Regions from separate parts of the Homo sapiens genome. Here region 2 is linked to region 1. A link is a contact called in ENCODE Hi-C or POLR2A ChIA-PET data. All regions are on one chromosome and are shown on one strand. The core of a region is the stretch at or near the end of the contact, and the rest is flanking DNA. Distances in the headings are between cores, read along the strand shown.

What was found. A loop is a pair of places that touch in the nucleus more often than their neighbours do. ChIA-PET counts read pairs that join two places held with the same protein, here RNA polymerase II (POLR2A). Pooled maps may share reads with other maps.
Region 2: a loop to region 1 is called in a pooled map, with 2.6 times the contacts of the local background. The contact joins two enhancer-like sites. A Hi-C loop is called at or near these places in 1 of 168 maps with a recorded cell type or tissue (endothelial cell of umbilical vein) and 2 of 50 pooled maps. POLR2A ChIA-PET finds 5 or more read pairs at or near these places in 2 of 52 experiments (HepG2 and activated T-cell).

Annotation. Positions count from the first base shown.
Region 1 is chr3:188,268,227-188,272,278 of GRCh38, forward strand. All of the region lies in intron 2 of LPP (LIM domain containing preferred translocation partner in lipoma), which reads left to right. Among named protein-coding and RNA genes, the nearest start is that of FLJ42393, 92 kb to the left of the region's middle. Within about 2 kb of position 2,310, at least 13 of the 41 ENCODE cell types and tissues checked have a DNase peak (open chromatin) inside an H3K27ac peak, as active enhancers do; they include endothelial cell of umbilical vein, where a contact is called at or near this core.
Region 2 is chr3:188,880,204-188,884,255 of GRCh38, forward strand. LPP (LIM domain containing preferred translocation partner in lipoma) reads left to right here. Exons shown (of 12, transcript NM_001375462.1): 12 at 1-4,052. Among named protein-coding and RNA genes, the nearest start is that of TPRG1-AS1, 65 kb to the right of the region's middle. RefSeq lists enhancers at 2,162-2,663, 2,664-3,163. Within about 2 kb of position 1,913, at least 5 of the 41 ENCODE cell types and tissues checked have a DNase peak (open chromatin) inside an H3K27ac peak, as active enhancers do; they include endothelial cell of umbilical vein, where a contact is called at or near this core.

The DNA.
Region 1 (4,052 bases), core at 1,060-3,559:
TCATTTGAGCCTCACAACAACTCTGGGGCAAAGGAGACTGTAAAACAAACAAAAACAAAAACAAAAAAAACAAAAACACAAAACCAAAACAAAAAACAACCCCCAAAAACCTTAGACAAATCTAATTCCACAGTTTAATTAAGCAAAGAACAATTCGTGAATTGGGCAGGCCCCAAACCAGATAATCTGGCACTGCCATTTGGTTGAAGAACATTTGTGGACAGAACAAAGAAGGTGACGGACAGAAAACACAAGTGAGGTACAGAAACAGCTGGACTGGTTACAGCTTGGTGTTTTCCTTATTTGAATAGGTTTGAACAGTTGGCTGTCTTTGATTGGCTGAAACTCTGTGAATGGTACAAGAGTAGGTTGCATCCTGTTTACACATCCTGTTAGGACGGAGGAGGCAGCTTTAGGCTAAACGTAATTTAACAAGATTCAATGAGATTATACCTGTACGCCCAAGTTCACAGTTAGGTAGAGAAGGATTGTGGGGATTTGAAGCTTAGGCTTACTGACTTACGCCATTGTGCCATATCATTCATTCTCCTCGTGGCAGGAATAATGAATGAATATTCTATTAACAGGTACTACCTATTAACCGCTTACATATATTTCAAATGTTACTAGGTAGATACTTTTTACAGGCCTATTTCATCTTCTCAACAACCCTATAAGGTAGAAATTATTATGTCCAGTTTGTTGATGAATGGCTAGAAATATAGAGAAGATAAATAACTTGCTCAAGGTTATACTTCACAGAATTGATGGACCTCGAATTCTAATTAAGATTGCTGCCTCCAGGGGTCTATCAGTATAGGATGTGATCTTTACCCATCCTGAGTCCTAGGAGATATAAAACATGCTGTTGAAATAACAAAGCTGGTTTGTGGGTGATCATATACTATAGTAAATACGACATACTGTTAAGGGTTAATAGGTGGCTGTTTTCTGTGTTTGTTCCTGGAGATCGTAATATCTTTATGCTGTTCCTTCTACTTCCTTTTTCAATTTTATGAGCTCCATGTTGAAATTATGAGTCCTTAACCCTATTGAACTGTGTGCCATTGGGCAAGTTGTTTCTATTTCTGGGGTATTGATTTCCCCGTCTCAAAATAAATATCTTTTCCTGCTCCGATCATTCTTTCCTTTTAAGTATTACCTGGCTGGTGAATGTTTATATTGAATTCTCTTTGTACAATTCCTTTCAACAATATTGCTTGGAATTATAAAAACTTAATAATTGTTTTAAATTGAAATGACAATTGCAGGTTATCCTTGCTTTCAAAAAGATTTTGTTTCTGAAATGTAGCTTGTTAAAAGTTTGGAAATAAAGCATCACATGAAGAAATAAAGTTATATCAAGAAAGATGCCTAACACATGTTCTGATTGGCTAGCTGGTTGTGCCTTTTTTTTTATGTGTGTGTGTGTGTGTGTGTGTGTGTGTGTGTGTCACTCTGTCTCCCAGGCTGGAGTGCAGTGGTGCGATCTCGGCTCACTGCAACCTCCGCCTCCTGGGTTCAAGCGATTTTCCTGCCTCAGGCTTCCCAGTAGCTGGTACTACAGGCGCGTGCCACCACGCCCTAATTTTTGTATTTTTAGTAGAGACGAGGTTTCACCATGTTGGCCAGGCTGGTCTTGAATTCCTGACCTCAAGTGATCCACCCACCTTGGCCTCCCAAAGTGCTGGGATTACAGGTGGGAGCCACTACACCTGGCCGTGCCTTGTTTTTTAGTATCAGTTTTTTCTTTTCTTTTCTTTTCTTATCGTTTCTTTTCTTTTCTTTTCTTTAGGGTATGATTCTATTTATTTGAAGTTCCAGAAAAAGCAAAACTAATCTGTGGTAATAGAAAATCAGAGTATAGTGGTTGTTCGCAGGAAAGAGGTGGTATGAGATTGCCTGAGAATAGGCAAAAGAGAACTTTTCAGAGTGACAAAAGTATTCTGCATCTTTGATAGGAGCACGGATTACTTAGATGCTTTCCTTTTTCTCAACTGGCCTAAGTTTCTTTTTCTTTCTAATGCTTGTATAAGAACAACCTTCGTTCCCAAACACACAGACGTGTGTGTGTGGACACACACACACACACAAACAATTCTTCAGAAAGAAAGCCTCTTACGTGTGTTAAACTTGCCACTTTTTTCTCAAAATGTGCTTTGTATTTCTTTGGGTGAGCAAAAGAAGAATCTTCCTCTTCTCAAGTTCAGAGTTTGAATCAATTCTTCCTGTCTTTTGCATTTCAGTAAATGTTTCCTAGATGGATTCATCGGTTTTCCAGTAAAGACAAACAGCTCAGAAGCCAGATTACATTCATACCCAAGGCCTGAGTTCTGTGACCCAGGCATCAGAGCTCAGTGCCATATATGGCGAAAAGAGGAACAGGAGCAGGAGTGGAGGGAGAATGCCAGACATGCAATGCATTCCTCAGAAATGTGCATTCATAACTGGCAAAACAGGACCCTTGCTGGTTTCCATCTTATGCAGAACATGAACTGTGAAGTTTTGAGAAAGAAGCTAATGTTCCAAGCATCTGCCACAGGGAACAGTTTATTTTCCCTTTTCTTTTTGGTCACATGTCGGTTTAATTTGGAGTCAGTGTTTAAGTCAATGCTGGCATGGGGTGAAGACTAAGAAATTGTTCTTGCAGTCAGCAGACATGGGTTCTCAGCCCAACTCCACTGCCACCCAGCTGCAAAACTCTCCTTGGCTTGTTTTTAATCAATGGCAAAGTAGCAGGGTTGAATTTGATGATCTTCGAGATTTCTACTATTTCTGTTTTCTTTGGTTCTAATTTTGCCCGAGATTTTCCAGTTCCTGTGGAATTCCCCAGTGAAAGCATTTTCTAATTCTTCCAAATACTTTTTGTGGCTTGAACTTAAAAAGACAAAAACAAAAATCCCAGTCTTGAATTTTTCTTTGTGATTTCCTGAAGTATGTTTTGGATGCATTATGAATCTTCAATTGACAGATTATTTCTTGCTCGGGGTAGAGAAGAATGCATTTCCTGCATCTTCATGGTCTTCTTTCACTTGCCCCTCTTATTGTTGGAGAAGAAATGTAGGTATGTTCAACACATAGTTGCAGGGACAGCTGTGCACTAAGCAAATGCAGACTTTTAATGACCTTGATAGTTGTCTGCTTCTCTCATGCATTGAAGCCTTTTCTGTGGAAGAAGTGGGAGCAGCAGAAGGCAGATTCCACAGCTTCCTCACACCTCAAGAGACGGAATTAGGGATGTGAGACTGAGGTGTTGGTTTCCCAGTCAGTAATCGGATGAGACACTTTGCTGTCACAGATGTTAAGAAGGTTAACAAGAAATAGAATTGTAAAACTCTGGCCCTAAGGTGGACTACGGTCACTTTCACTTTGAGATAAGGCATGATTTTAAATGCTCCTATTGGTCTTTATGGGTTCTGTAGTCTATTTTCAACAGACTAAAATTGTCTTGTTGCAAAAGTTTGCAATTTTCTGCTTCTTTGGGAGAGGGTTCAAACCAAAGTTGTCCTCTTCCCTTTCTCTTCTGAAAGGATGACGTTAGTTTCTCAGCTGAAATAAAGGAAGGAGGAAGTTTCCATTGGGTCTTAGGAAAATATTCCAGCATTGGGCTTTAATGGCAGCTGATGTCCCAAACTTGTGCACAATGGCTCCGAGAAGGCCATAGTGGTTTAAGAGGCACCCATAATAGTCCCTTTTATTCATGCTGAGAATGAAGAACCAGGGGCAACACTAAAGAAACCTGCACTTGGCTTTTCCTTGCTGCTTGTGGTCCCTTTCCTGGAAGCTGCTATAACACAGCCACCAAGTCCTGGGAGGAAGAGAAGGAGGGGATTAATTCTTATGATGCAGGGGGATGGCTCCAGAGAGAGTGGAAGCAAAGACATCTGTGTTCTGATGACAGCTGTGCCACGAGTTTGCTCTGTGACTTGGTCAAGATGCTTTGCAATTTGAGGCCTTCATTTCTCCGTCTGGCAAGTGGACATGCTAGTGGACCTTGAAGGCCTCTTCTAGCTCTTAAAAGCATGAATTTAATATATTTCCAGATTGTCTGT
Region 2 (4,052 bases), core at 663-3,162, 610 kb after region 1:
TGTATTTTTAGTAGAGATGGAGTTTCACAGTGTTAGCCAGGATGGCCTCGATCTCCTGACCTCGTGATCCACCCGCCTCGGCCTCCCAAAGTGCTGGGATTACAGGCGTGAGCCACCGTGCCCCGCGTGTTTTTTTCTTTAGCTGATTGACAGGTCCCCTTCAAAGTTACAAAAAAAAGTGCTAATTTTTGCTGTTAAATTCTGGTTGTTATTTAATTGACAGAAGTCTCTTGATGCACGAATAAATATCTCTACATCTAGCCTTTGTTAAAAATAAAAATTAATATTCTACAAACACCTACATATACTAGAGAGGGGTGAAACACTGCAGCTAATTCCTTTATAATACTTTCAGATGATTGCATTAAGCCTTTCATGTTATGTGGCATTGTTAATTTTTCCTAGATACCCATCCACTTAAGGGCCAGAGAAATCCTTATTCATTTAACTCTGGTGGGCATTTATGTAACATACCCAAATAAAAACGTTATTAAACAGCCACAATCGCATTCAGTCAACTTGGCACTGAATGTAGCTTCTAAAATCAGTTCTCTACCCTACGAATGGAATGTTCTACCAAGAAAGAGAAGCATCACCATGTCATCTTGTGTTCTACACCACTATAGAGAGTTACAGTTGCCCCCAAACACGAATGCTATTCCCAAATAAAATAGAATCATGCTTTGGGAGGCCAAGGCGGGCCGATCACGAGGTCAGGAGATCGAGACCATCCTGGCTAACACGGTGAAACCCCGTCTCTACTAAAAAAAAAAAAAAATACAAAAAATTAGCCTGGCTCAGTGGCGGGCGCCTGTAGTCCCAGCTACTCAGGAGGCTGAGGCAGGAGAATGGCGTGAACCCGGGAAGCGGAGCTTTCAGTGAGCCGAGATAGCGCCACTGCAGTCCGGCCTGGGCGAAAGAGCGAGACTCCGTCTCAAAAAAAAAAAAAAAAAAATAGGATCATGGCCCTTTTAAAGATCTGAATCTTCTCTGTTATTTTCCTGATGAATCACCATCCCATATCTTCTTAGTCCTGGCCAGTATGTAGTTGCGCTCACATACGTCTATTCTAGCTCTGTAGCTCCACAAAACAAGTCTTAAGTCCAAATCTTTGCCTCTTCATGTCTGATATCACCAACTCATTCAGCTTTTCTTCACTTATTGACATAGTGTCATGTCCTATCACTCTCTGCTGCTTCTTTAAACAGTGGACACAAACATATTTTCTAATTTTCAGTGTACTCAGTGAAACTTGGCAGTTCACCATGAGTCAGGCTAGGTTGAAAGGCTTTCTTTAGGGTTGAAAGTAAACGAAATTGGAATCACCCAAAGAGAATTTCCCCAAAAAACCTCAGACCCAGAAGTGTAAAAGCTACAGAAGGATAGAACTCCCATGTCTACAGACAGTTCTGTTACTTTTTGTTCTGTACTATTTTGGATGTTGCCAAAATCAAATTCATCCTGAAAACAGGAAGCAAGCTAATGCATATGCCATCCATGAGATTCCCACTTCTGGGTCAGTTCATATTCCATTCAACCTTTTCCTTTTATCCTTGTCTTCTTCAGAATAAGACATTTTTCCTCCATATTTTCATATTAAATATTAACACTTTATAGGTTCTACTTTAATATATGGACACTTTACAGGTTATACATAAATATTTGCTGGTTGATTGATTTCGAGATTCATTCATTCTGTGCTCAAATATTTGTACCTAGAGACGTTACATGTTAGAAAAAGTGAGCAGCTTCTTTCTCTAATCATTTAGGAGTCCATATTTTTCTTTTCTTTTTGTTCTCCCAACATCCTTATCTCTTACTCAGCTCTTCAATTTATAATTACCAAATAATCACTGTTAGAGAATCAGCCCCTAAGTAACTTTGATTCTGGCCAACTGTAATAAGATCCAACCACTTAAATCTGTACTTACTCAATAGGAAGGAATGTGACATCAGGAAGAGTCATTCCAGTGACATTAGTAAGACTTTATGGAGTACATAAAATTTGATAAGAAATCTTGAGCTGATTCTTTGACTTGATTTAGAAGTTGAGAAAAGAGTATTTAAGGCACAACAGGGAAACATGGGCTATACTCAGAGAAGACCCTCTGCATTGGCCAAAATATCATGGATTCTGGAAATTCCTTCTTAACAGAAAAAAAAGGCTTCCAAATAATCAGGCTGAATGGGAAGAAAAAGGCATAGAGGAAGCCTGAGGAAGTATTTACTTGCTTTTCCCATCTCTTTATAATTGGAAGAGAAGATGATCTGCCAAAATATAACCCAGCATGCACAGTATGGACAGGAAGCAGCCCTCCATGAACTTTATTATCACAGAATATGAGCATTCTTATTGATCCACAGCTACATCTTCTATTCTTGCAGCAAGGGTACATGTCCTTTGACCCTCCACAAAAGAACAAGCAGGACATCTCTATTTTCCTATTGAGTCTGAGTCCATTATTAGAAAGGACTTCCCAGCCATCTTTTCTACTTGGTATTAAAATTCCCTTACAGATTCATTGCTAAGTGCCAATTCTTTTTTTTTCTTTTGAGACGGAGTCTTGCTCTGTCGCCCAGGCTGGAGTGCAGTGGCGCAATCTCGGCTCACTGCAAGCTCCGCTTCTCGGGTTCACGCCATTCTCCTGCCTCAGCCTCCCGAGTAGCTGGGACTACAGACGCCCGCCACCGCGCCCAGCTAATTTTTTTTGTACTTTTAGTAGAGACGGGGTTTCACCGTGGTCTCGATCTCCTGACCTCGTGATCCGCCCGCCTCGGCCTCCCAAAGTGCCAATTCTGACTCTACTTAAACATCACCTGTATCAGGGAGCTCATTATTCCTTGAGGTCTTACATTTCTTTCAGCACATTTTGTTCCAAGCTACACGACTTTAAAACAGAGCCAGCCTTTGGGGCATATGTTCTCTTTGGTGCCACACAAAACCTGTAGTACATGATACAGTGTTGCTTCCCCCCTCCTTTTCCTTCCATATATATTTGTTTTGTTTTGGGCATTGCATTACTTTTTTGAATTTTTAAGAATCTCTAAAATTAGTCTGAAGGATGTTCTGAGGGCCAGACATTAGAATTTGTGAGTTTTTTTGTTGCTGGTTGTACTTTCCTATTTAGAAGACAGACCGTTCTGACAGTTGTTGTGTAGCTTCATGCCTTCCCCAGTAACTAACCCATGAACAGTACACCCCTTTTATCTGACTTGTTGATAATGACCTTAAAAATGTTAGGAAATGGGCCGGGCGCGGTGGCTCGTGCCTGTAATCCAGCACTTTGGGAGGCCGAGGCGAGCGGATCATGAGGTCAAGAGATCGAGACCATCCTGGTCAACATGGTGAAACCCCGACTCTACTAAAAAAAATACAAAAATTAGCCGGGCGTGTTGGCGGGCGCCTGTAGTCCCAACTACTTGGGAGGCTGAGGCAGGAGAATCACCTGAACCCAGGAGGCAGAGGTTGCAGTGAGCAGAGATTGCGCCACTGCACTCCAGCCTGGGCGACAGAACGAGACTCCGTCTCAAAAAAAAAAAAAAAAAAAAAAGGTTGGGAAATATTGGTGTATAATCCCCATGTCTAACAAGGAAGAAGTCAAAAGCAAAAGATAGTGGTATTGCCGAAAACTCATTATTTCTAGTTAGTTCATCTGTGGAAAAGGATATCGTTCTTGAGGAGAGGGGTTCTATTATGCTATAGTTTTCTATGGAAATGTACAAATGCTTTCCTCATTGCTCTGGATGACTATTTAGTTTAAATAATATACCTTTGTCATGGGGAAGACCATGATTGTGGCTTCTTCTACCCCAACTTTGAATGAGAGAGCACTGTAAGCAGAAACTGCCATCAGTCTCCTGGGCAGGACCTGGAGGTAACTTTCTGAGCTGTAAAATAGTAATTCCTAAGAGAGCTTACAAACTGCTTCCACACAGAAAATAGCGCAGGGAGGACAGTTATTAGTACCCCTATTCTAGAAGAGAAAGCTGAGGCTCAAGCCATTAAGTGACTTGCCAAAAGCTGTGACATAGCTGGGAAGTGGCAGATTTGG